Regions from separate parts of the Mus musculus genome. Here all the other regions are linked to region 1. A link is a loop called in an ENCODE intact Hi-C map of the cell type or tissue named here. Cell type or tissue: heart. All regions are shown on one strand.

What was found. Peaks named below come from ENCODE experiments on the same cell type or tissue, not always from the same donor. Only the 100,000 strongest peaks of a DNase experiment are listed, where the experiment ranks them.
Region 2: it touches region 1 in a loop (2.6-fold over the local background); 2 of 42 quality-filtered maps call a loop at or near these places.
Region 3: it touches region 1 in a loop (2.3-fold over the local background); 5 of 42 quality-filtered maps call a loop at or near these places.

The regions. Positions count from the first base shown.
Region 1 is chr3:51,700,640-51,708,639 of GRCm38, reverse strand. The region is part of intron 2 of Maml3 (mastermind like transcriptional coactivator 3); the gene reads left to right. It overlaps Gm46803 (a long non-coding RNA gene), which reads right to left and starts at 923. Exons shown (of 2, transcript XR_001783831.1): 1 at 1-923. In heart, a CTCF peak has its summit at 3,205 (motif pointing right); a DNase peak (open chromatin) is centred at 7,059; H3K4me3 peaks cover 1,971 bases; H3K27ac peaks cover 4,698 bases.
Region 2 is chr3:52,042,695-52,050,694 of GRCm38, reverse strand. The region is part of intron 1 of Maml3 (mastermind like transcriptional coactivator 3); the gene reads left to right. Among named protein-coding and RNA genes, the nearest start is that of Maml3, 58 kb to the left of the region's middle. In heart, no CTCF peak of the experiment used is centred here; DNase peaks (open chromatin) are centred at 2,354, 2,924, 3,624, 4,434 and 1 weaker place; H3K4me3 peaks cover 3,157 bases; H3K27ac peaks cover 4,321 bases.
Region 3 is chr3:51,746,299-51,754,298 of GRCm38, reverse strand. All of the region lies in intron 2 of Maml3 (mastermind like transcriptional coactivator 3), which reads left to right. Among named protein-coding and RNA genes, the nearest start is that of Gm46803, 43 kb to the right of the region's middle. In heart, no CTCF peak of the experiment used is centred here; a DNase peak (open chromatin) is centred at 4,168; H3K4me3 peaks cover 1,041 bases; H3K27ac peaks cover 5,122 bases.

The DNA of each region.
Region 1 (8,000 bases):
TGGGTGGAGACATTAACAGTAGCTGACAAGCCATTTCCAGTCTGTGTATTCTGATGCCGGAGGGCAGCCTCCTGGATGAAGGCAAAAGCTTTGCTGTCCCCCCCCCCCCTTTGCTACATTGTTCTCAGCAGGTCTTACAGCCCACAGAAAAGCTGTGTGCAACTGGCCTGTGGGATAGCTAATGCTATCAATTTGACAGACTTTAGAATTACTAAGGAGACAAACTTCCCAAGAACATCTGAGAAGCTGAGGCCAGTTTTGTTTGTTTGTTTGTTTGTTTTTAGATTGGGTTAGTTGAGGTGGGAAAACCCACCCTGAATTTGGACTGGGATCCCTGCCTTTGCAAAGAAAAAGGGGGGGGGGGCCAAGGTGAGCCTCAGCATTTCCCTCTCTGCCTGCCTACTAGGGATGTGGCGGGACCAGCTGCCTCCCGCTCCAGCCGCAGTGAGTCCCCCACGATGAAGGACTCTCCCCTCAGACTACGAGCAGACTAAACCTTTCCCTGGTGGTTTGAATGAAATGGGCCCCTGTGGGCTCAGATATTTGAATAGTCATCAGAGAGTGGAACCCTTTGGGAAGAATTAGGGGGTGTGGCTTTATAGGAGGAGTGTGTGACTAGGAGTGGGCCTTGAGGTTTCAAAAGTCCAATCCCTCCTTCCTCCTCGCCCTCCCCCAAGTGCCCGTGCTTTGCCTTCTGCCTGTGGATCAGGGTGGACAGCTCCATCTGTCTCTTCCTGCCAAGCCGAGTATGGAGTAGCCATCTTAAACTGTACAAAGCCCCAGTTGAATGTTTCTCTTATAAGTTGCCTTGATCAGATTGTCTTCTGATGGTAGTAGAAGGGTAACTAGGACTCCTTCCTTCCTTCCTTCCTTCCTTCCTTCCTTCCTTCCTTCCTTCCTTCTTCCTTCTTCCTTCCTTCCTTCTTCCTTCCTTCCTTCTTCCTTCTTCCTTCCTTCCTTCTTCCTTCCTTCCTTCCTTCCTTCCTTCTTCCTTCTTCCTTCCTTCCTTCTTCCTTCTTCCTTCTTCCTTCCTTCCTTCTTTCCTTCCTTCCTTCCTTCTTCCTTCCTTCCTTCCTTCTTCCTTCTTCCTTCCTTCCTTCTTCCTTCTTCCTTCCTTCCTTCTTCCTTCCTTCCTTCCTTCCTTCTTCCTTCTTCCTTCCTTCCTTCTTCCTTCTTCCTTCCTTCCTTCCTTCCTTCCTTCCTTCCTTCCTTCTTCCTTAAGAAGGTATTCTGTCAGGTATTATTATGTCGTAGCAACAGGATAGGAAACTGATGCAATCTGGAGCTCTTAGAGACCCTCAGCCCCGAGGGCTCTAGGATCCTAAGCCTGCACCACCATGCAGCCGTAGCCACCTCTGTGGTTTCCAGCCTAGGGTAGAGAAAGGCCACAGAGAGCAGCCCAGTTCCACCAAAGGCGAGATGGGATTGGGAAGGTGTTTGCTGTACTCGGAGCCTTTCCTGTGTGTACTCAAGGGGTTTCCACTGAGGCAGTGAAAGTACTCAAAGGACTTCAGTGGTCATGGTGACACATGTCTGTGATCTCAGGACTTGGGAGGTGGAGTCCGGAGGATCAGCCTAGGCTACACAGCAGGTTTGAGGCCATCCTGGACTACATGGGATCTTGTCCCAAAACAAAAACACAAACAATGAAAAAGTAACGTCTCTGTAAAAGTCTAGAACATTCGTGCTCAGTAAGACAATGCTGCCAACCCTAACAACTTGAATTTAGTCCCCAGGACCCGAGTGGTCCTAGGAGAGAACTCACTCCTGAAAATTACTTTCTGGGCATCATTTGCATGTTTTACCTCACAAATACCCCTCCCCACCCTACCCCCACACACATACAGGCAGTAAACAAATTAATTAATTTAACTTAAAAATTAAAAGTGCCATGCATTTATAATATAAAAATATTAAAGTACAAAAGATGGAGCTGAGAATGGTGAAGCTCATCTTTAATCCCTGCCCTCGGGAGGCAGAGGCAAGAAGATCTCTGTCAGCTCAGAGCCAGGCTGGTTTACATATTGAGTTCTAGGCCAGCCAGGCCTACGCAGTGAGCCCTGTCTCTAATGTTATATATTATATACTGTCAGATAGGTGTGTGTGTGTGTGTGTGTGTGTGTGTGTATGGCTATATGATATTTCCTGTGACTCGTGTTGCAGAGATGTTAGGTTTTTCTCTGTCAGCTGCACACAGTGAGCTCCCTCCATGTGATTAGACCCCATCCAAGGAGGCATGATTTTCATTGACTGCCTCACATTCATGGTATGGATGTGCCATAATTTATTTAATCGAGCCACTATTGTTGCGCACTAATGAACTTTTAACCAATTTAGCGTTGCTTTGGTGGTGGAATTAAATGCAACAAAAGGATGGGAGGAAGTCTGTAATTTACATCAGAGGCAGAGGGAATGCACAGCCCTCAAAGTTGTGTTTCTAATGCAGGGTGGGATTGTGACTTTGGTCCAAGCACCGATGAGAAAAACTGGTATTTTTTGTTGTATTTTTATGCCCAAGAAAGTCCTTGGAAGCCTGACCTTTCCCTTGGTTGCTCTCTCACAGCTTCACAGAGTCCCGCCTACTTTAACTCTTTCCTTAATATTACAGGGGGCCCCACCAGACCCTCAGAGAAGCAGTCTGTTGGTACAGACATCTTCCCCCACACTCCAGATTGACTCAGGCTAGAATTCATCATGCGGAGTCAGCTGAATTCCACAAACATGCAGCTTGTTGCAACTGTGCTTCTAACTATGCTGGATGCTAGGGGTAAAGCACACAAACCTCTGTCCTCAAGGATCAAAGCACGCTGCCAGGAATGAGCCACTAAGAGAAAAAACTGCCAGTAAATTGTAACTTGTATTTAAGCATTTGGAAAGGTAGAACTTTCCGTGTCCCCATCTTACAGAGTTAGACTTGGTAGGATGTACTGTCAGACATATACCATGATCGAGAGCATGAAAATATGTTTGTGCGTGCTAAGGAAAGGAGAGGTGTGTGTGAATGCAATTATAAAATGAATGATGGTTATCTTGGAGTGCTATAAACAAGTGTTGCTTCTTTCTTTTTCCGACTTTCCTACGTTGCTTTTAAAACTTATGTGATTGAGTAGCTAAAAGCAAGAAAGCCAACAGCGTGCCTATTTTAAAGATTTTGTTTTTAATCACATATATATGCACGAGTCTGTCATGTGCGTGCAGGTGCCTGTGGTGACCAGAAGAGGGCGCCAGATCATGTCTCTGGAGTTGCTAGTGGTTGTAAGCAGCCTGGTGTGGGTGTAGGAACTGAATGTGTATCCTCTGCAAAAGTGGTACTCACTGTCAGGAACAAGCTAACTCTCTAGCCCAGCATGCATGTTTTCAGTACAGCCATCCCTCAGAATCTGGGGCGTGAGTATAGAACAAGCATCCCAACACAGCAAAGATGCTCATGTCTTTTATCTGAGCTATCATGGGATATACATAGGACCTACACAAACCTCCCATCTACTTTGAATCATCTCTAAACCACTTGTAATACCTTAAAAATGCTATCTAAATAGTCGTTAGTATTGTATTGTTTAGAGAAAAATGACAAGAGAAAAGTCTGGATGCAATTTGTTTCAGACATTTTCAATATGTGGATGAAAAACTTGTGGCTGCAACTTTTTGCTATCTTCGGTGTCTAAGTAGACATCATCTATCTGCTCATCGAAAATCTAAGGGGACCCAAAAACAAGTTTAAAGTCCTGGTCTCTTTTCCATAGAGCCAAGCTAGAAGGACAACACTTGTTCTACCCTGGAGATGTACTACACAATCAGGATCTGGGGAGATGGCTCAATGGATAAAATGCTTGCAAAGCAAGCCTGAGAACCCAAGTTCCATCCTCAGGGCAGAGACAGGAGGCCCTTGCTGCTCAGTCTGTCTACCAAACCCATGAGTTCCAGGCTCAGTGAGAAACCTAGCTCAAAGAATAATGTAGAGAACAAAAGAGTGAGACAGGCCACATCAACCTTTGTCTCCCTCTCTTTCTGTCTTCTGTCTGTTTCTCTGTATATGTGTGTCTCTCTGAGTGTGTGTCTGTCTCTCTGAGAGAGAGAGAGAGGGAGAGAGAGAGGGAGAGAGAGAGGGAGAGAGAGAGATCACTCCAGCAATAACAGTAATAACCTGAAGATGCTTTTATGCCATCAGAGGGTGTCAATCATGGTCCCATAGAGTCGCTGAGTTCCTAGTCGGGATCCTGAGTCCCATAAGGAGAAGAGCCTGTCTTGGTAATAGAACTGGCCTTTAGTTACTACTGTTTGAGTGAAACACTTCCTAAATTGTTAGTGACAGCCTTAAAACCCAACTGTTTGGGGGATATAATCACACAAACAATAGGAGGGTCTCGCTTTGTAGTCCAGGCTAGCCCAAAACTCTCTCTGCCTCCTAAGGCTGTGCCAATGTACCCCACTGAAAACAAGCTTTTCAGTGCAGCCTTCTCAAATCATCTACAAAGTGGATGGGTTTGGGAGACTGTTGGGGCTCTGGTGGGAGTTTGTTGTAAGCTGCTTCCCAACCGCACAGTGAACAACAACAAAATGTGTTGAAAAAGGACGTTTGTACAGGATTGCCACCATCCACAGGCCATGCTTCTGCCCTGACACTTGGCAGACTTCAGAGGGAACTCAGATTTTAATTTACTTTCTTTCATCTTCCTCTTACAGTTGGATGGCCTAGTCTCCTGCCCTTTAAAAAAAAAAAAGTCAAAGTTGATAGCACAGAGACACCTTGATTTCGAGTCTCAGAAAAAGTTGGTTTTTGTTGTTGTTCACATTTAGTTTCATTCTTTGATTTCTTTTCGATTCTAACAGTTTCTACCCTTTTATTCTGTGTTCCTTCTTTCCCCGCTTCCTATCACTTGCTCTTTATTCCGGCGTGTTCCTGGGCGGTCTGCTCAATTGAGACCAGATGTCTGTTTTGATAGAAAAAGTTCAAATCCCAAAGATGCTGCGCCAGCTGTGGGACAATCAGACAAGTTCCCTAGCCTCTCAGAGACTTGCGCTTTCTAATCAACGAAATGAGTTTGATTACATAGGTAAAGGCACCTAGCAGAGTTTTTGCCTATGCCTAGTTCCTCATATGAGTCTGTTATCTTCTAGTGTGGCCCTGTGGTCTCCTCTTTATTTAAAGAACCCTTTCCAGCCAGAGGGGATATTTGTCAATCCATAGCGTTCTATCATGCTACCCTAGGGAAATTCGGGGCATACTTGATGCTCTCCCTTAGCAAGGAACCCCCAACTCCCACTCCCCTCCCCCAAGCCTCATCCCTTGGTCTTGGCTACCTTTCAGCTTCTAGAGATCAGTTGCAAGTGGAATACCATCCTTCTAGAAAGAGTTATAGCCCCAAGTTCTCTTGAGAATTCTTAGTCTTCGTGACAAATATCACTGAGCCAGCCTAACAGCCCTGAGCAGGGAGGGGGGAGTTTGATTCTCAATGCCGCAGATTTCACACTCGAGCCAGAGCAAGCCTGCACCAGGCTTGATTTTGAAAATGCAAGTTTGCAATCAAATCAGGGCCAGGCTGCAATCAGCCAGGATTACTCGCTCCAGTAATTCTCAAACTCCTACAGGATCTCCCATCACCTGGAGAACTTGGTCTGATTCCGTAGGCCTGGTGGAGTTGGGGAATCTGAATTTCTGCCATGCTCCCAGAGAATGCTAATGTAAGGTGAGCCTGGACCAGGCTCGAAGCCGCTGGATGGACTCATGGCCATGGCTGTACACAGATTGCTCTTATGGAATGAGGAGGCAGTTTTCACATCTTCTTAGCCTTTTTCATCTTCCAAAGTGTCCATTGTCACTGACCACTTTTTAAACAGGATTTTCAAGGGACTCTGGATGGAGACAAGATGGCCTGCCCCGTGCCTCTGGGAGTCACAGCAGGGGTCCTTTGGTGATGGATTCACCCTGCCTGCTGCTCAAATGTAAAACTTGCCTTTGTAGACAGCCTCTAGCCTTCTACTGTATATGAAGTCTTTTGATACTTACAATTTAGTCAAAAATTCATTTGGCCTGAGACTGCTTGGATTTTTTTTCCCTATTACTTGACCCAGTTTTGTGTGTGTGTGTGTGTGTGTGTGTGTGTGTGTGAGAGAGAGAGAGAGAGAGAGAGAGAGAGAGAGAGAGAGAGAGATTTGTTTTCTAGGTAGCCTTTCTGTTTGCTTATTGATTTACTCCAACTCTTTCTTACCCACAACAGCCCTATCTATATACATGCCCTTTCCTCTGTGGTCTCCAGGCTTCAGGAACACGCGCAGTAGTGGCACTGGGCAATATGCCCACCCCCAGAGCGTCAGACTGAGTTTCTCAGGGGCCCCAGGGCACCCACCCTGCTCCTGAGCTCCTGGTCTTTGTTAGGATCTCCAAGCAGTGAGGCGCTCTCTGGTTAGCCTGGAGCTCCCGGCCCCACTCCTGCGCGCTTTGCCCGAGCCCCCTGAGGACTTGTAAGCAGATAGGCTGGAGTTGAAGAGGCTAAATTACGCCTCAGGGGACTTTTTAACGAAAACCCTAAATTTCATTTGGGCGACTGGTAGGCCACGCGGTTGTAGAGTGAGCGGAGGTCCCTTCTCCCTGCACAGGCTTTGTGCCTCTCTGGCTCCCTCCAACAGCGAGGTGCCCCCCTGGATCTGGCTGCCACTGCCCCCCTTCATCTCCTCCTGCTCCCCATCCTTCGGTTTTCTTCCATATCCTCTTCCTGCCCCCCCCACCCGCACCCCTCACCCCACCCTGCCAAGTCCCTCTTCCCTCTGGCTGGAGAAAAGTCGGTAATAAGAAACCAGTTTGGTGTCAGAGAGTGGGGAAGGGAGAGACCTCCACCCCTTAAGATGCACCGCCATGGTGAGAGAACTCATTTTGTGCAAAGAGGGCCTCGAGCCACCAGGGAATTCCTGGATTGTCTCAGGCTGTCGTGTGTGATGTCCATCACGCCGTGCGAACACCATCTGCTCCGTATTATGCTCGCAGTTGCCAGGCTACCTGCTGTACGCAGGAACACTTGACTGCCTGGCTCCACGTCCGCAGCGGCGGCCCGGGCGGGGCGGGGGACCCAGCCCTGATTAAGCCATCTGCGTTGGTGGGGGGACGGAGGGTGGGGGGAACTCAGCGCGAGGCCTGGAGTGCGGTCCCGGGCTCACACCACCCTCTGCTGGGCTACCGGCAGAACGACAGCTGCTCAAGAGGGTCCCTTCGGGGCCACCTAGAAAAGGATGAAGCTCAGGGTCTGCTGGATCCAAGTACATAGGATGTCGTATCCTGTCCCTCCCAGGAACCAATGATCTTTCATACCCGCCGCATCTCTGGCCCCTATCACCCACATGCTGCATGTTCCTGGGGGTAAAAAAAAAAATCCCTTCAGAGAAAGCCAGTTTCCCCACAAGTGGGTTTATAAATAAACAGCTGGCTGTTCTCGGAAGATATTTTTATCGCCTCTGATTTTTGAAGTCGGAAACTGCCTCTTTGGGGGAGGCTAGAGTGTTGTTTACACCCGCCTACCTTGCTCTAGCCGTTGGAAAATTGTTAAGCTCTCGTCCCTGGAGCGGAAGGTGAATGTGCAAGACAGGTTCTTTGGTTTTGATCTCTCTCTCTCTCTCTCTCTCTCTCTCTCGCTCGCTCGCTCCCTTCCCTTATTTTACTGAAAAGTGAGAGTGTTTGGAGAGCCTGGAAGATCTGCGTGGCAAATTGGATTCAAGGAGAGGAGAATGTATTAAGATTCTGGGTGGAAAGCAAGGGGAGGTCGCTGGGCTGGGAGTGGAGAACAAACCAGTAATTAAAACTAAAAATACTGCATCATTTGGCTCCAAGGCATTACATGTCGCATGACGAAAGCTCACTCTGGCTTTCTCTAATTGCACAACCCAGTGTGTGTCCTCCACAGAAACACGAGCAGGGACTTGGAATCCTAGAGTTTGACAGACTATTTCTCATTAAGCCCTCTTAGATTCGAGGTTAAAAGAGCCCTGCGACATAAACAGCTGCCCGCACC
Region 2 (8,000 bases), 340 kb before region 1:
TTACAAAAAAACATTTAATTGGGCCTGACTTACAGTTCAGAGGTTTAGTCCATTTATCACCATGGTAGGAAGCATGGCAACATGCAGGCATGGGCTAGAGAGGTAGCTAAGAGTTCTATATGGGGATGAGCATCAGGGAAGAGAGAGTGCCACTAGGCATGGCTTGAGCCTCTGAAACCCCAAAGCCCAATCCCCAGTGACACACTTCCTCCAACAAGACCACACCCACCTTAAGGCCACACCTCCCAATCCTTTCAAACAGTGCAGTTCCCTCTGACTTCATGAAGGCCATTTCCATTCAAACTACCACAAAGTTAGTACATATAGAATTTACTTATATTTATTTTTACTTTGTTGTTGGGGCGGGGGGAGTGTGGAAGATTTGGAATTTTGTTACTTTAAATAAGTTATTTACCAGATCAATCTCTTAACACAGACCTGGTGACAAAAAGCCATAGCAGTCAGCAGCAGCCAGTTGGAGATACAACATTGAAAAGATTGTAGTCTTGTGCATTCCCCATCTTGTGAGATGTGTTTACTTCCATCTTGTCTGCAGGAGGAACAGTGAATGCCAGTACGCAGCCATGGAATGTCTGGTTTTGTCCCATCACTTTCCTATCTTCACCTTCCATATCAGTTAAAGGATTAACCTTTTTCTTTCTCTCTTCTGCTAGCCCTTCACTCTTTTCCTGTATTGTATTCTTTCTTGAAATATCATTCTTGGGAGTTTTCCCCTTCATGTACTCAACACCCTTCTCCTTCCTTTCATTCCAGTCCCCCCATCTTCGCTGAACAATTAAGTGATGTCCCCTGCGGTCCCCTTCCTTGTGTTTTTCTTGGTTGCCCAGGGGAAATGACAGCTATGTGACTGTCATGGAGTGAAGAAAGCTGGCTTTCACCCTCACCCTCATTGAAGCTGCTTCTGTACAACTGAGAGACCTGAGATAAAGGGATGGAAGGTTCAGGGAGAGAGAGATGGAGAGTGACAGGGACTGGGCTGTCCAGAACAAAGAAGGGCTGGGGTGTAGCACAGTTGATAAAGTGCAGACCAAGCATTTGCAAGGACCAGTCCTCAGCACTTCATAAAAACAGGCTTGCCTGCAGTTTCCAGGGCTTGTGAGGTACAGGCAGAAGTTTAAGGTTATCTTTGGCTATAAAGCAAGTTTCAGGTTAGCCTGGGCTACATGAGACTCTGTTTACCAACAGGAAATTATTTCCACCTGGAGCTGCCTGGAAATGCTTTCATCTCCTGCTCTCTCAGCAGCTTAACCATCATCTTAGGCCACTTGTGGCTTTCCTGGATGAAGAGGAGACCATGTTCCCTTTGGTAGCTTCTTCTTTCTCCATGCAGTAAAATAAAATGCATACCCAGATGTATTCCCATGAGCATCGAGTGGCTTTAGGCTGCACACTCCTGGTGGGCAAGGCCTGTAGCTTGCAGATGCGCCATTTCTACCTTGGATCAAGCTAAGTGGTGGTTCATTTCTCAGGTGTCTCTGGTTTCTACCAACTCGATAGACACGGGATGCTTTGGTGACTTTCTCATAAAGCTTCCTTGATATGAATGGTTCTCAAGCTACTCAAGACATCCCTTTCAAGCAGACAGTAGTGGGGATGCTCTGCCTCTCTCCTGTTATCTCAGCCATCACTGTGGGGAAAGTCTACCTGTCATGGCATGTGCTGCCGTCGTCACTCGGGTGTGAGATTCGAGAGCTCTGTTGTTCTAAATGTGAAATGCCTCTCTGTGTGCTGCCTCTGTATTCCTTTAACGTTTGCCTCTGTCCTCTTTTTACCCATGATTAATACTTCTCCCAAGTTCATGCTGGTCCCTTGGAGCACATTTCTACTCTGCCCTTCTGCTATTTTTGTTCTTGGGGAATGAGAACACAGGTTTGACATTGACTACTTTATATACTGTGGCAGGGTCTCTCAGTTGAACCTAGAGCTCATCGATTTGACCAGTCTAGCTAGTCATCTTGTTCCAGGTAATCCTGCATGCTGGGATTATAGGTGGGCCACCATGCCTCCCCCACCCCCAACATTTACCCAGGTGCTGGGGATCTAATCTTTAGTTCTCAAGCTTGCCCCACAAGTTCTTTATCCACTGAACCAATTCCTCTCTCCTTCAAAACGTAAAACAAGAAAAAGTATTCTGAAGGCAGACTGACTATACAACTCCACGAAGTCTCAATTGAAGAAGCTCCTGTGTGGCGTGCGCATGCGCGCGCGTGCACGCATACACACTTTCTGGAACGTACATTGTCTTCTCAGAAGCATGGCTGATTGAGGAGGATCCAAGCTGGATTCTGGTTAGTTCAGATTTTAAGATAAGTGAGCTGTCTTGCTGTGTGACTCATTCGGTGCTGTTTTAAGCAGTTCCACAGCCTCAGAGAATAAACGGATGCCTAATCATCTCCTGCTTCCTGTCATGGTTGACGTCATTGTCACCGTCATTGTCTTCATCATGTTAAGTACCCCAAAGCACAGAAGTTGCCAGACAAAATATGTTACATAGGTATCGTCTTTGGTGTCTGGACGTCTGCTCTCTTTAAATAGATAACTCCCAAATGGGTCTAATTGAGACTCAGATATTGACTGATTGCCCCGTGGTAAGAAACAGATGGCATTACCCAGTAATCTGAAAGTCCAAATCCAATATCCCAAATGCTGAGAGTCTCCTGTGTGTAACAGGTGTCCACGGTGTGTCACTAGGTTCTGAGGCTAGACTGTGAGAGTGGACACAATCCGGAGGAGCTCCGTGCAATGACAGAGATGTGTCTTAGAGTTCCAGGAGCCAGGAAGAGCATCACCGAGCCCAGCATGCAGTTGGGGAGCTCTTGAGCAAAGCCGTGGGTTTAGCTGGGTGAAGTGGTACGAGGAATAACGGAGACTGAGCAGGGCATGGGAGATCCCTAGTGCAGCAGGAGATTGATGCAGGCAGGACTAAGCTTGGCGATACTGGAAGGGAACAGCTTTCAGATGCCACGCGGAAGGCCTTGGAACAAGTGGGGCATTAGTGTTAGCTCTCTCCTGGTGTTGGGCAAGAGACACAGAGGAGGGCTCGGGGCTGAGCTAAGGGGCTGTGCCCTCATCTCAGGGTGCTGGGAGCTGGATTTGAGAAATGTGAGTGAAATAAAATGCAAAAAGCTTTTGCTTTTAGAGATGGGAGATGAGGAGGGAATAGGAGCCCAGCCTGAAGGATTGGTGGACCATCAGTCTCTTTAGAAAGGTCTCTTTAGAAAGAACTCATGGTTTCCAGTTTGGGGTGTGCAGGTCTGTGGGGAGGCACTGAGATCCAAGACAGGCTCTTGCTATCACCCTGGATAACCCACAGTGGCAGAGTCATTGATTTTTGCTCTGTCAAGACAGGGGGAGCAGGAAATGCGTGGAGTGTGAAGTGGGAGGAGCTAAAGCTCTTCCCATGATTAAACTGAATCTGACGGAACCACCGCAGAAGGATGAACCCAAGGTCCGTACACTGTGAGGTCCTTTGAGGAAGAGGCAGGATCACAGGCGGAGGCAACTCTGAGATCCTTGGGTGTCAGCAGCCAAGCTGAAGAAAGGCTGCCCCCGTGTCGCAGTAGGAAGGGATTCATGCTGCTGATTGGACGGCTCTGTGTTCTTGGCTATCGGTGGCAGGCTGCCAAAGCTCCTCTAAGCTGTCACTCACGGCCGGGAGGGCCGGACTTGTGGAGCTTGCCTCTCCAGAAAGTCTTTTTGGCCTTGAGACAAAAGAAAAAGAGCAGCTTATCGCACACTTCAGGATCCAGAGAGCCAGGAATTAATGAGCTAAGACACTGACCGAGGAAGTGGGAGAAAGCAAGGAAGGAGAGGTTCAAATGGTGGTTCTGCTTAGACGATAATGATGGTGATGACGATGATTATAAATCCTTGCAAACAGACATGAAAAGGAGGAGAAAGTTAGACTCTCGGGATCCTTAGGAGCTTCATTTGGGGCCACCATTATCTGAGGAGCCAGTCTCTGTGCTCAGTTGTCCCCAGTGACAGAAAAGAGAAAGAAATCTAAGAGTTCCAGATTTATAGATTTTCTTAATAATAAGGATGACGGTAGATGAGGGAAGGACAAATGGGAGTCTGTGGCCAGCGTGGGCAGGCTGCCTCCTTGTTTTATTTTACTGGTGATTTTCCTTTGCTTTGCACAGATCAGATTTCCCGCTCTGGTATTCAACAAGGAGCACATAGCCCGAGGATAGCAATTAGCTCTCTCTGAGCCCACTCTCCTTTGCACAGCTCTCGCTGACGTGTGCAATTACTAGCACCCCGGCAGCTCTTTTCAGATCTCGGCTGTGCACAGTGGGAAGTCAGGCCCACCATCCCAGAGTCCTCTGCCCAGACTCCTCCTCACCTGGTGCACAGGGACCTTGCCTGCAAATAGAACTGACGTGCCGGGACGTCATCGGGCCTGGCAGAGCTCATTGGCAGAGAAGTTCAGAGTTTTATTTTCAACCTAGAGACAGGCGGAGATAGATCCAGCTAGAACAGGTCTCTTCCGGCTTAGGCCCTCCTCCTGTGGTTGCTGGAGTTGTGGAGGATGGAATGTCAGAGGGAGCGTGCTTCTTATAGCCTCCTGGCTCACAGACTGAAGTTGGCTCCCTACCCCTCCGGCTGGTCCGTCGTCACAGTAGTCCTACGGTGTCCTGCGGGAGCTGCCTTCCCACAGCTTTCTTCTCTGCTTCTTTTCTTTCTCTACCTTGTGTGGTCAGGGTGTGTGTGTGTGTGTGTGTGTGTGTGTATGTGTGTATTCCTCAGGTAGATCCACTTCCAAATGAAGACCCCCCCCCCACCCCCAGCTAAGTTAATTCACTTCAGCTATAAAGTTGCCTGGGTAGACAGGAATGGCTTAAAACTTTAGGAATAAAAACTATAATACAGTGCAGGAAATGTTGCCTTTGTGTGGGAGGCAGAGAAAACCAAACCCTAAGAGGCTGAGATCCACTTCCATTCACCCTTCAAGGGAGGGCATCTTTGCCAAACCTGACTCTCCACAGGAGGATTCATAAATGGTGGTTGTTGTTGTTGTTTTCTTTTCTGGTTCATCTCATACCTGGCTGTGCCTTTAAGGAATGTTTTGGGGGGAGGACAGGGCACGCTTTGAGACCTCCTTCTTATGTATCCCAGACTGGCCTGTAACTCAGGATCCTCCAGCCTCAGTCAGCCTAGTGAGGGGATCGAGGTGGCACTGTGCCAAGCCTACATGTCTTCTTTTAAAAGGCAGAGACTTGCTACCGACCTAAAATCCAAGAGACCACAAAAGCAAGCTCTGGTGTGCCCACTCAGGGCTAGCTGAGGAGGCTCCCAAGTTCCCAGGGATTTTAGGGCGGAACTAGCAAAGGGTTAAGTGCCCCTCCCCCAACCCCCATCCCGCCACTACCTGACTCCACCCCCCCCCCCTCGTTGCTTGAAAGAGCAGTGTGGCCTAAAATGAGGGTTCTCTGCTTTGGCTTCTGTCTCTCTTGCTTGTCCTGACTTAGTAATCGTTCATTGTGACCGGCTTCTGTACATTACCTTGCCTCCTGTCCACAATCGCTCCACAGCTAAATTTCTGTTGCTTTTTAATTATCGCCATCATTATTTGGAACCGACGCGATGTTTTAAGCGAGATGTTTCGTCTTCTCGGTTGCCCCAGTGAAGAGGCCCGAAAAGGACCACAGCCCAGCCGGAGTGGGCCTCCCCTTCGAGGAAGCCCCTCGGCCACTCCCACCCTGGTGGGTTGTTTGTGTCTCACCCCATCAGCCACTAGGTCTTAGTAGGCTCCTGTCCCCCAAGGGGGTTTCTCTTGTGCTGTATTCCTGGGCCTGGCCTCTGATTCCACACATTGAAACGCAAATGACAGCAGTAATTGGCTGAGAGATAAACCTCAAGGAGCGTGTGAGCCGGGCTGCGGGGAGTTAAGTGGCTAAGTGACAATTACCGTGCCGCAGCCTTGGGATCAGCAGCAGCCGGGCCGTTCTCGTACAGGGTTTTAAAGGAGCAATATCACATTAATTGGAGGCAGGCTTCTGGGTTAACAGGCCTTACCCGGCCTCCCAGCTTATTTTATTCTACTTTAGGGATGAGAGTGAGTGGGTGGAGAAAGGCAAGTTTGCCTAGTCTCTCCTCCCAGCTCCAGGCTCCATTCCCCTCTTGCCCCCAGGAGAGTTTGAGAGATTTGTGTCCTTGACTCTGGTAGGCAGATCAGATCTTTGGTTTCATTTGGAGATATAAAAGCTGTAAAAGTTGCTTTGCAGTAGGAGGTGACTGTGATAACTGTCAGTCATAAGGGTTTGGTGACCACAAAGGACCTCGACTCAGCCAGACCTGCCATCTTTCCCACCAGGCAGGCAATTAACCCTCTGATTTTTTTTTTTCCTTTTTCTTCTTTTCTATTAAGTTTCTATTCCAAAACTGAGTTTCCCGGTCAGATATAGCAATAAGCAGCAGAGGCGACACCTCCCTGCGGCTTGTAGCCCTTTCCAGTCAGAGTGAGAGAAATCAATAAAACTATGAATTCTCTCTTGCTTACTCAGTAGAAACCCTTACTGCAGAGAAAGGCGGGGTCCTTGTAGGGAGAGGAATCCAGTCTAGAATGAGCTGGGCTAGGCCTTCCTGCTCTTCTCAGAAAGGCCACTAAACCCTATCCTGGCCATAACCAACCATCAAGATGATTGGTTTAGACTTGAGATAAGCAGACTACACGAGGCACTGAGAGCCCTTTCCCTCTAGGTACTTGCTGTCTACTGCATTAGAACTCTGCAGGGCCCAACACTTTTTTAAAAACCTCTGTCTGGTAGGCTTGCTGTTTTTGTTGTGTGTTTCCTTCAGCCCACACAGCACAGCATGGTCTCGCTCCCCTTTTACTAAGTATTCCCTCTGGGTTATAGCTATGAATTAGTTTGTCTTACTTTAGGAGAGAGCCGGCCATTTCCAGAATAGGAACTGGTTTGCTTCAGGCCATGCTTCCACTACCAGAGGTAGAAAACACCAGGAAAACACCAGCGTTAACTGGAGGAGAATCTGGTATCTAACTAATGGAAGTTCACATCTTAAACTGTCAGATGCTGGAAGGCATTTAGACAACTCTTTAGTTCCCAGCCAGCCTGTCTGGAGTAGAGAGAGTAGTCTGGTTAGGAGCTGTGCCTGGCAGGCAGACAGTCTTCTTGGAGGGTACCTAGTGTAGACTTCTCCAGGATGTCACCAGGTCATGGTAGGGAAGCTGGCTTGTCACTGTTAGAAGGGTTTCAGTCTATCCTCTGAAGGAAGGCTAAGTGAGATTTCATGGCTTATGTAGCAGTCACCATGGCCTCTCCAAGAAGATGAATACATTATTTAAAGAAAGGCGTGTCCAAGGCTGTGGGGATGGCTCAGTCAGAAAAGAGCTTGCTGGATGTACATGCAATCCCCAGTTTGATCCGTAGAACCCTTGTGGAAGACGTAAATGGTGGCAAAGGCTGGGGGTCCCTGAGCTGGGGAAGCAGATCTTTTCTTTGAGTTCCAGAAAAATGAAGACCCAGTCTTCAAAAAACAGACAGATGGTGTCTGAGGGATAGTATTGGAGGTTCTCCTTTGATACATGTACAACACAAACATACACGCACGTGTACACCTGTTCACACGCATGCACAGGACTTTTAAAATGTTTCAGTACAGTGGCTTAGCTTTGTAGTAAAGGACTAGGCTGTCTAGGTTTAAATTCTGTCACTGCCACCTGCTAGTCGTTGGATTGCCTCAGCTGCCAAACAGGATAACAGTATTTCCTGGTGTAGGCTTATTTTGAGAACTAAATAGTTGGTTTTTCCCAGCACTTAGTAGGACTATTCAGATAATTTTTCCCAGCACTTAGTAGGACTATTCAGATAACCCCACTGCAGCATACAGTTCCATCCCTCAAATCTCTAGGAATCCCAATGTGCCCTCCCCCCGCCCCCATCATTTGTCTTGCGAATATAAACACACACCAGTTATCTGGATTATTCACTTAGCACAATGCATTTGAGTTTCTT
Region 3 (8,000 bases), 46 kb before region 1:
GAAGCCAGAGGCCAGGGCGGCTCAGCAGCCAACTTCGATTCCTCCCCAAGGTTGCCTCATGACATCCAAAAACATGGAGAAAGCTTCCAAACGTGACTCCAGGGCTTGTCCTCGGGAGTCTCCTCACAAATTTGGGGGATCTTTTACATATCACCAGTTTCCACCGGTTTCATTATAGCCCTCTGAAAGTCCAAAGTCCCACGGGGTGAGGAGAGTTTCAGGCCAAAGCACTCAAGTGGAGAGTTGAGCAGGAATAGGCACAGTTAATAAAAAAATTGAGGATTACGATGAGACACTTAAGGCAAAGCTAAGCAAACCAGGAGGATTGAGGAGCAGGAAGGCAGATGAAATCTAATTTGGTTAAGCGTAAAACAGTGCACTTTGGGAGAAATCATGTAAACTTCTCAATCTCTGATCAGCACTGAACTCATAATAAAGTAAGTTAAGAGTCGTGGTCGATAACTTGGGGGACACCTGTCTAATATGCAGCAGCAATTTAAAAAGCCAATAGGATACCGGGGGCTTAAAAGAAAAACTAATATCGAAAACTTAAGGTAACGGATAAAACATTAGTGCTATTTTGTGTCCAGTCTAGGTTATCCAGAGAGATATTAAATCCCAGGAAAGGGACTTGAAAATCATTTAGAAAAGAAGTTAGGCTCGGGGCTTGTAGAAGTTTACTGACTTGGAGGAAGGAAACGGAAGTGTCATCCAGAGGACAGGAGCAAGATTTGGAAGGCTATTTCCTGCTTGGTTCCACTGTCCTGCGGTGGGAAAAGATGGCACATACTGAATGCTTCAGTAAGACCCAGATGGACTCTTTCCCAGGATGTCTCTGCTGGAGATGTCCCTGCTTGGGCTAGGAATATGTATCTGCTAGGGACACGGGATTGCATAAACATTCGCCTCCTCTCAGGCTAGAGTGATCAGGTGATGGATAAAGGTGTTCTCTGTGGGATGCTGGGTCCTGCAAAGCTTTGGATGGTGGTGTAGCCCAAGGCTGCTTCCTGCTGGTCAGAGACCATAACCAACAGGCTCGGTGGTCAGACCCAAGGACGAGGGTATGTGTTTCTTTTGGGGTTTTGTTAGTTCTCAGGGGGACTTTTGGAGGTTTTTCTTTGGTGGTTTTTTGAGACAGGGTATTTATTACACTGTAGTTCAGGCTGGGTTGATGTTTGCTCTGTAGCCCAGATTAGTTTTAAACTCACAGCAATCCTCTGCTTCCGCCCCAGGGGATGGGTGGATACGCCTACGCATTTTTGCTTCCAACTGTACTCTCGTGGTTCAGTATATCCTAGGTGTTAGAGATGGACACTCAGACACGGTTTGTGTCCTGCCTTATCATGGACGTCCCAGGTTGAAGTGAGCAGGGGTCTTAACAATACATAACTCTGTCTTCTACTGGAAACTGGGAGATCACCTGGCCCTCACCTCACCCCTGAAACACACAATCTTATACTATTATGCTGTACATCCGAGGACCCACTCGGCCACACTGCCTGCTGCAAGCATAGCCAGCCCTGACCGCTCTGTGCTATCGACAGATATGCCTGTTATGGCTGCCACCTCAGAGAACCGATTGATTGGTTCAAAGAAAAATCTAGGGGCTGGTGAGATGGCTCAGTGGGTAAGAGCACCCGACTGCTCTTCCGAAGGTCCGAAGTTCAAATCCCAGCAACCACATGGTGGCTCACAACCACCCGTAATGAGATCTGATGCCCTCTTCTGGTGTATCTGAAGACAACTACAGTGTACTTACATATAATAAATAAATAAATCTTTAAAAAAAAAAAAAAAAGAAAAATCTAGATATTTATTTGAAGGGCCAGATAGGTCCTTCATGGCATTTTCTCAGTTCAAAATGTCAGCTCTCGCTTACGCACAGGAAGCTAAAGAGCAAATCCACTTCTGTGGAGATTTTTTTCCAAAACAAAACAACCCAATTTCCCCCCTGATCCCTGGGAAATTAGCATCTGGCTTGCAGTTTCTGCGCCACCTTCTCGAAGAGGTCCTAGAGAAAGTGATGCAGGAAATCCCTGAAGTGCTGAGACTCCCTCCCTCATCCACACCCTTTCTGTTTCCCTGCTTCTGCGCAGTTAACCAAGTACTAAAGTAAAGGTGGCTCAAACAGCAGGCAGGGATTTCATTTCCTCAGAGTTGGGGAGATGGCAAACCTGAGATCGCTATGTTGACAGGCTCCATTTCTTCTGAGGCTCCTTGGGTGTAGAGATGACTGCCTTTGCCTTGTGTCCTAGCATAGTGTCCCTTGTCCTTCTACTTCCAAATTCCCCTCTTCTGATATGAACACCAGCCATACTGGATCAGGATGGCAGCTTATCACCACCCAACAGTCTTGTTCAGAGGTAACCTGATTAATACCATTAGTCTCTTTTGTGCCCCTTCAAGGATTTTTCCCTTAAACAGTATTTCGAGGACAAATCCTTCAGTAGCACTTTAAAATTAAGAACTCCCGTGTTTCTAGTTACAGAAATAAACAAATAAAGGGCTGTTGAGATGTGTGAATGAAGGGGCAGATCGCTAAGCGTTGCCTCTGGCACCGGGTAGCCATATTGTTCTCCCTGGTTGAGACCTTTTCAGATAATACTCCGCAGTGTGACTCCAGCCAGCTACAGCCTCGCAACCGCATGCAACCTGTTCCTGCCAGTGGGGATCGCCACACTCCATGTGAAAACAAAAGGGCACAGTTTCCACGCTCAGGTTCTCTCCTCAGGAGTACCACAGTCCCTGAGTAAGCAACAGAGCCCTTTCATGCCCACTGACGGCCATGCCGGCAGAATCCAGAACGCAGCTCTGCCTTCTGCTTTATTTTGTGCCTGGAGCCCTCTGGACATACTATGTAATATTTTCATGTAAATAGCAAAGCCCCAGCCACATCTTTGAGAGCAGCATTTAACACCACCCCAAAAGACCCAGAAGCTCTTAAGCACACATGCCTGCCCTCTGGGGACATGTGGCAGGGTGGCTGCTCTCAGCCCTGGCCTCTGAGCTTGCGTTCTCAAGCCAAGCTCCTCAGCCCCTGAAGAACCATTCTTTCAAGGCAGCAGAGGAAGGCGGTGGAGAGCCTCCCACATCCGATGACAGAGGGGAGTGCTGTGTGCACAGCAAGCGTAGCCCACCACAGAGACTGAAGGAACTGGGGTCCTCTCAGGAGGCGAGGGCCGCAGATATAGGTCACAGGTCACAGATATAGGTCAATAGTGGAGGGTGGTTGTTGTTGTTGTTTTTCGAGACAGGATTTCTTTGTATAGCCCTGGCTGTCCTGGAACTCACTCTGTAGACCAGGCTGACCTAGAACTCAGAAATCCACCTGCCTCTGCCTCCCAAGTGCTGGGACTAAAGGCGTTCGCCACTATGCCCAGCAATAGTGAAGCTCTTGCCTAGAAAGTAAGGAGTCTTTCAAACACATGGGGGAAAAAAATGCCACCGTTAGGCACTATGTGGGACAGGAATGAAATCTTAAAACTACTGCAAGTGCATCAAGAAAGGACATGCACATATCACACACACAGCATCCTCACCATACCACAGCAAGCATACAACACACACATACACACACCACACCGAACGCATACACATCACACATACATGTATATATCACATTCACCATATATACACACACATACACAACACATATACCCCTTCCCCCAACACACACACAGGAAATGGACATGCTCACCCAGTAGCAACTGGAGATCTCACACACACACACACACCAGGTACAAGACATACCCATAGCTCGCCCCCCAAACACACACACAAACAGAGGAAATGGCAGTATTCACCCAATAGCAGCTGAAGGACATAGACACACAGACACACATACATGCACAGACACACATATTCATATCCCACCCTCACACACACAGAGGAAATGGCAGTGCTCACATAGTAGCAGCTAGGGGTCATAGGCACAACAGAGGGAGAGGGAGAGAAAGAGAGAGAGAGAGATGTTATTGGGTGTTTGCCCAATAGCAGCTAGAGGTCACAGAGAGGTCATGGAGACAAAGTCCCAGCAGACTGAGGTTAAGTCACACCAGGAAGAGATGAGGGGTGAGTGACCCAGGGCCCTACTTGGTTGTTCCTCAGCAGACACAGGACTCTCACTGTCCTTGGAGTGGAATTGGCTCAGCCCCTGAGCCTGTGACTTGCCAGGATTGCATGGAATGCCATTGGAGATGCGAGACAATTTTAGAAACAGGAAATTGGAAGTGTGCTGCTTAAAATACTTGGGGCTGTGTGTACAAGAGAAGAGAGGGTCTGTGCATGTCTCAGAAGAGCGCTTGTGTGGACGCACCCAGGCTGGCTTGCGGGCAGCCAGGGCAGCCGGGAGGCATCAGGCTGGCCTGGCCTTGTCAGCTCCTGTCTTCCACAGAGACTGGCTTGTTTGGCATAGCCATTTTCTTTGCTTCAGAGTCAAAGCTGTCTGCCCCTTTTCTTCTCTCCTCCTGCACTGGCGGCGGCGGGGGTGGGGTGGGGACGTTGTTATATGTGGATACTCGGAAAAATAAACATGCATTTTAATATCCATGCTCCCCCACAGTCAGCAAGCGATTTCTTCCACCCAGGTGGAAAAAGGATAGGGCCTCTCTGACATGCTGGTTAGTCTGAAAACAGGCCGCTAAATGCATAATGAACAGCCTCAGAGGAGTCAATCTGCATGTTAAAATGGTGTTCAGCAGCCCAGGCTGTCACACAACATAATTTGAAGATGAATGTGCATCCAATCAGACGGCCGTTCGCTGACTGCAGAGTCCTGGCTATTAGGATTACCTGTCTGCTGGGTGGCCCCCAAATCTGTAGTGAGATGAATGGGGGTCCCCCTCAACCCTACCCAGATTTGCTAGAGCCAGACTAAGGTCAACATACAGATAACCTAAAGAGGACCCCAGCATAAAGACATGCTAGAGTCGGGAGATGGGCAGTGATGACAGAGAGGTATTTAGCCTGGCATTCAGTAGTTTTGAGCAGGTCTGCAACAGCAGGTCCTGCTGGCCACAGGCGTGGCTGGAGCCAGGGCCCGCCCGTCACTGCAGTTACAGCCTTCGCATGAATGATGCGCAAACCTCACTTTTGTCTCTGAGCGTTTGACACCAATTAGGACCTGACTCCAGGGGCAGAACTTCACAAGTACATGAGGAACACTGGAAAAATGAGGCTACAGACCAGAAATGAGCCATCTGCCTGGTAAAAACTGTATCCTCGAGGTAGCATTTACATGGGGACACCGGGCAGCGTGTCACTCATTGTCCCTTCCCACAGCTCCACAGCACAAAGGGGATTTCGGAGCCATGTTGCCTTTAAGGCCCTGTACTTGGAAAGCCTGCATGAACCTTTTTTTTTTTTTTTTTTTTTTTTAATTCTAAATGCCTGCTGGAGCTGCAGCTAAATGCCAAGCCCTGGGGAAGGCTTCATATTCGCTGCAGGTTTCATGCCTTGCTCCCGTCTTGAGGTTCCCAAATACTGAAAATAGGCAGCCTAAAGCCAAATTTGGGGCGTAGGAAATAGCAGTAAATAACATTATAAGGTCCTTCCTTGGTGGCGTCAAATCCTCTTCCGAAAGAAGGAGGGGGGGACAAATGGAACCCAGGTGCCAAAAGCCACAGGCTCTGCAGCAGAGCAATCTGCCTGCAGAGAAGCTGGATACAGTTTCTCCATGGGTTCCAGGCACACTGACTCTTGCCAGCCCCCCTACAGCTGCTCCCTGGCCAGCTTGACCTTTCATTACAGGCCAGCCAAACAAGCTAGCAGGAAGGCCACCTACGTTTAGTGGGTGTATGTTGGTCTAAGAGCCCTGTTCATTTGGCAGAACCCTCTAAAGAAGCCTATCCAACAGACAATTAAGACCTAATGCATCTATTTCTTTGTCCTCATGAACTGAAGTTGTCATTATGTCTAGTTGGTTAAAAAGAAAAAAAAATTCGTGGGATTATTCCAGAAAATGTCTTTTGAAACTGAGTTGACTAATTGTGTTAGTCAGCTTCGCATTACTATGACAAAATACCTGATGCATTCAACTTATAAAGAGAAAAGGTTTGCTTTTCCTCACAGTTCTAGAGATTTCTGTCTAAGCCAAGATCTGGTAACTGACTAGCTGGCCTTCTTTCTGTTTAGCTTTCCTTTCTTCCCCTTCCTTCATTATTTCTGTCCCCCCTTTTTTCCTTCCTCATTCTATGCGGTCTTTGGACTCAAACCCAGGGCCTTGCACATGGGAGACAAACAGTCTGCCACTAGGCTATATCCTGAGCCTTGCATTCCCACTGTGGGTGGCTCCAGGAAGGACAGCATATCACCACAGTGAGTGCACAAGGCAGAATCAACTACATACTTAATGAGCCTGTTAAGTTCCCAAATCCCCAATAACCTCAGGGTCTCCCAGTATCCCTCAAGTACTAAAGTCTCCATCACCTTGTGGATCAATCCCCCAAAACACACAGACCATTAGAGGACATTCATCCAAATGACAGCCCTGTAGGTTTGAGGGTTAAAAACAGTGATCTGACCTTAATTCACCATTTTCTGTTTCCCTTCCACTTCTCAACGCATTTCCCCGGTGTTCTTGCTCTATGAGGAAGTTCTCCGTGGCCTCTTCCCTCTCATCCACCAGCCTGTTTCAGCTTTGTTGACTGTATTGATTACTTTTGTCATCAATATGACAAAATAACCTAACAGAAGCGGCCTAAAGGAGAAGAGGGTCATTGTGAATTGCAGTCCCAGGGTAGGGAAGACACAGCAGCTAGAAATGCGTGGCCTGTGGTGGCGGGAACTTGTGGCATGACTTGTTTCACATCTCGGAATATCAAGAATCAGAGAGGAGAAGAAGAAGCTGGGCCAAGCTGTAATCCCTAAGTCCATGGCTTCCTGGTAGCCTATGTCCATTGTCAGCTAGGCCTATGTCCCTCTGAAACAAGGACAATCACCGGAGGCTAAGGCTCAAATGCAAGAGCCTGTGGAGTATATTCCACATTCAACAGATAACATGTACCAAGCTGGCGATCATATTCTCAGCCCATTAAAAGAGACAGGGAGCCTCCTACACAGTAGAAAATGTCACCAAGTGATTTCTGTCCTACAGTATACTCTTCATTCTGGTCAGTCACCTTGTCTTGAAGGTGTCAAGAGATTTTGCCCAGTTTTCATCTAGAGGCAGTGTCACCGTGAATGGAATAGCTGGTGTCAAAACAAGTGCCCTGTGTCCCATGTTCCAGCCGGGAAGTAGGCTTAGTTTGTGGTCAGTGGCCTGAAAGTAAAGCCACACTTCAATGCACTGTGTGAAGCCGGAGTCTCGCTGCTTCGTCCCCCATTTGCCTACCTAGGAAATTAGGGCAATAATTAATCCTGCCTAATGCAGGAGAACAAATGGGGCCAGTGGAGAGAAAAAGAGCCATGATGGGTGTGCAGTGCAGATGATGTGCAGAAAATCGCTCTGGGACCATTGAAAGGAAGCGCCTGCCGTAAAACCAGTCCAGCCACAGCACCGGGATTTTGAGGCTCGCCAAAATTAAACTGTATGAAGTTTACCAAATGTAACAGTATGACCCTGCCTTTCAAAATGTACGGCTCCCCTGTTTTGTGTCTGTTGGTCAGCAGATAGACTCTCCTGCTCATGTGCTTCCGCTAAAAGATCAGCAACCAGGCTGTGCCTCTCGAAACTGCGATCCCAGCCCAAATAGGAAAAGGTGGTTACATTGTTACACGTCACAGAATGTTTCTGGGGTTGCCTCGGCAACTGCCCCTCATAATTTGTTTTTACTATTGAGGTGTAACATCTTGAGGGTCGTTAAGTAAATGAAGAATTTAAAAACTAGATTGGAGGTGCATATCTTTAATCCCTTTAGAAGATGAGGCAGCCTTCTTAGAAGTGGGAACAAAACACCCTTGGAAGGAGTTACAGAGACAAAGTTTGGAGCTGAGATGAAAGGATGGACCATGTAGAGACTGCCATATCCAGGGATCCATCCCATAATCAGCTTCCAAACGCT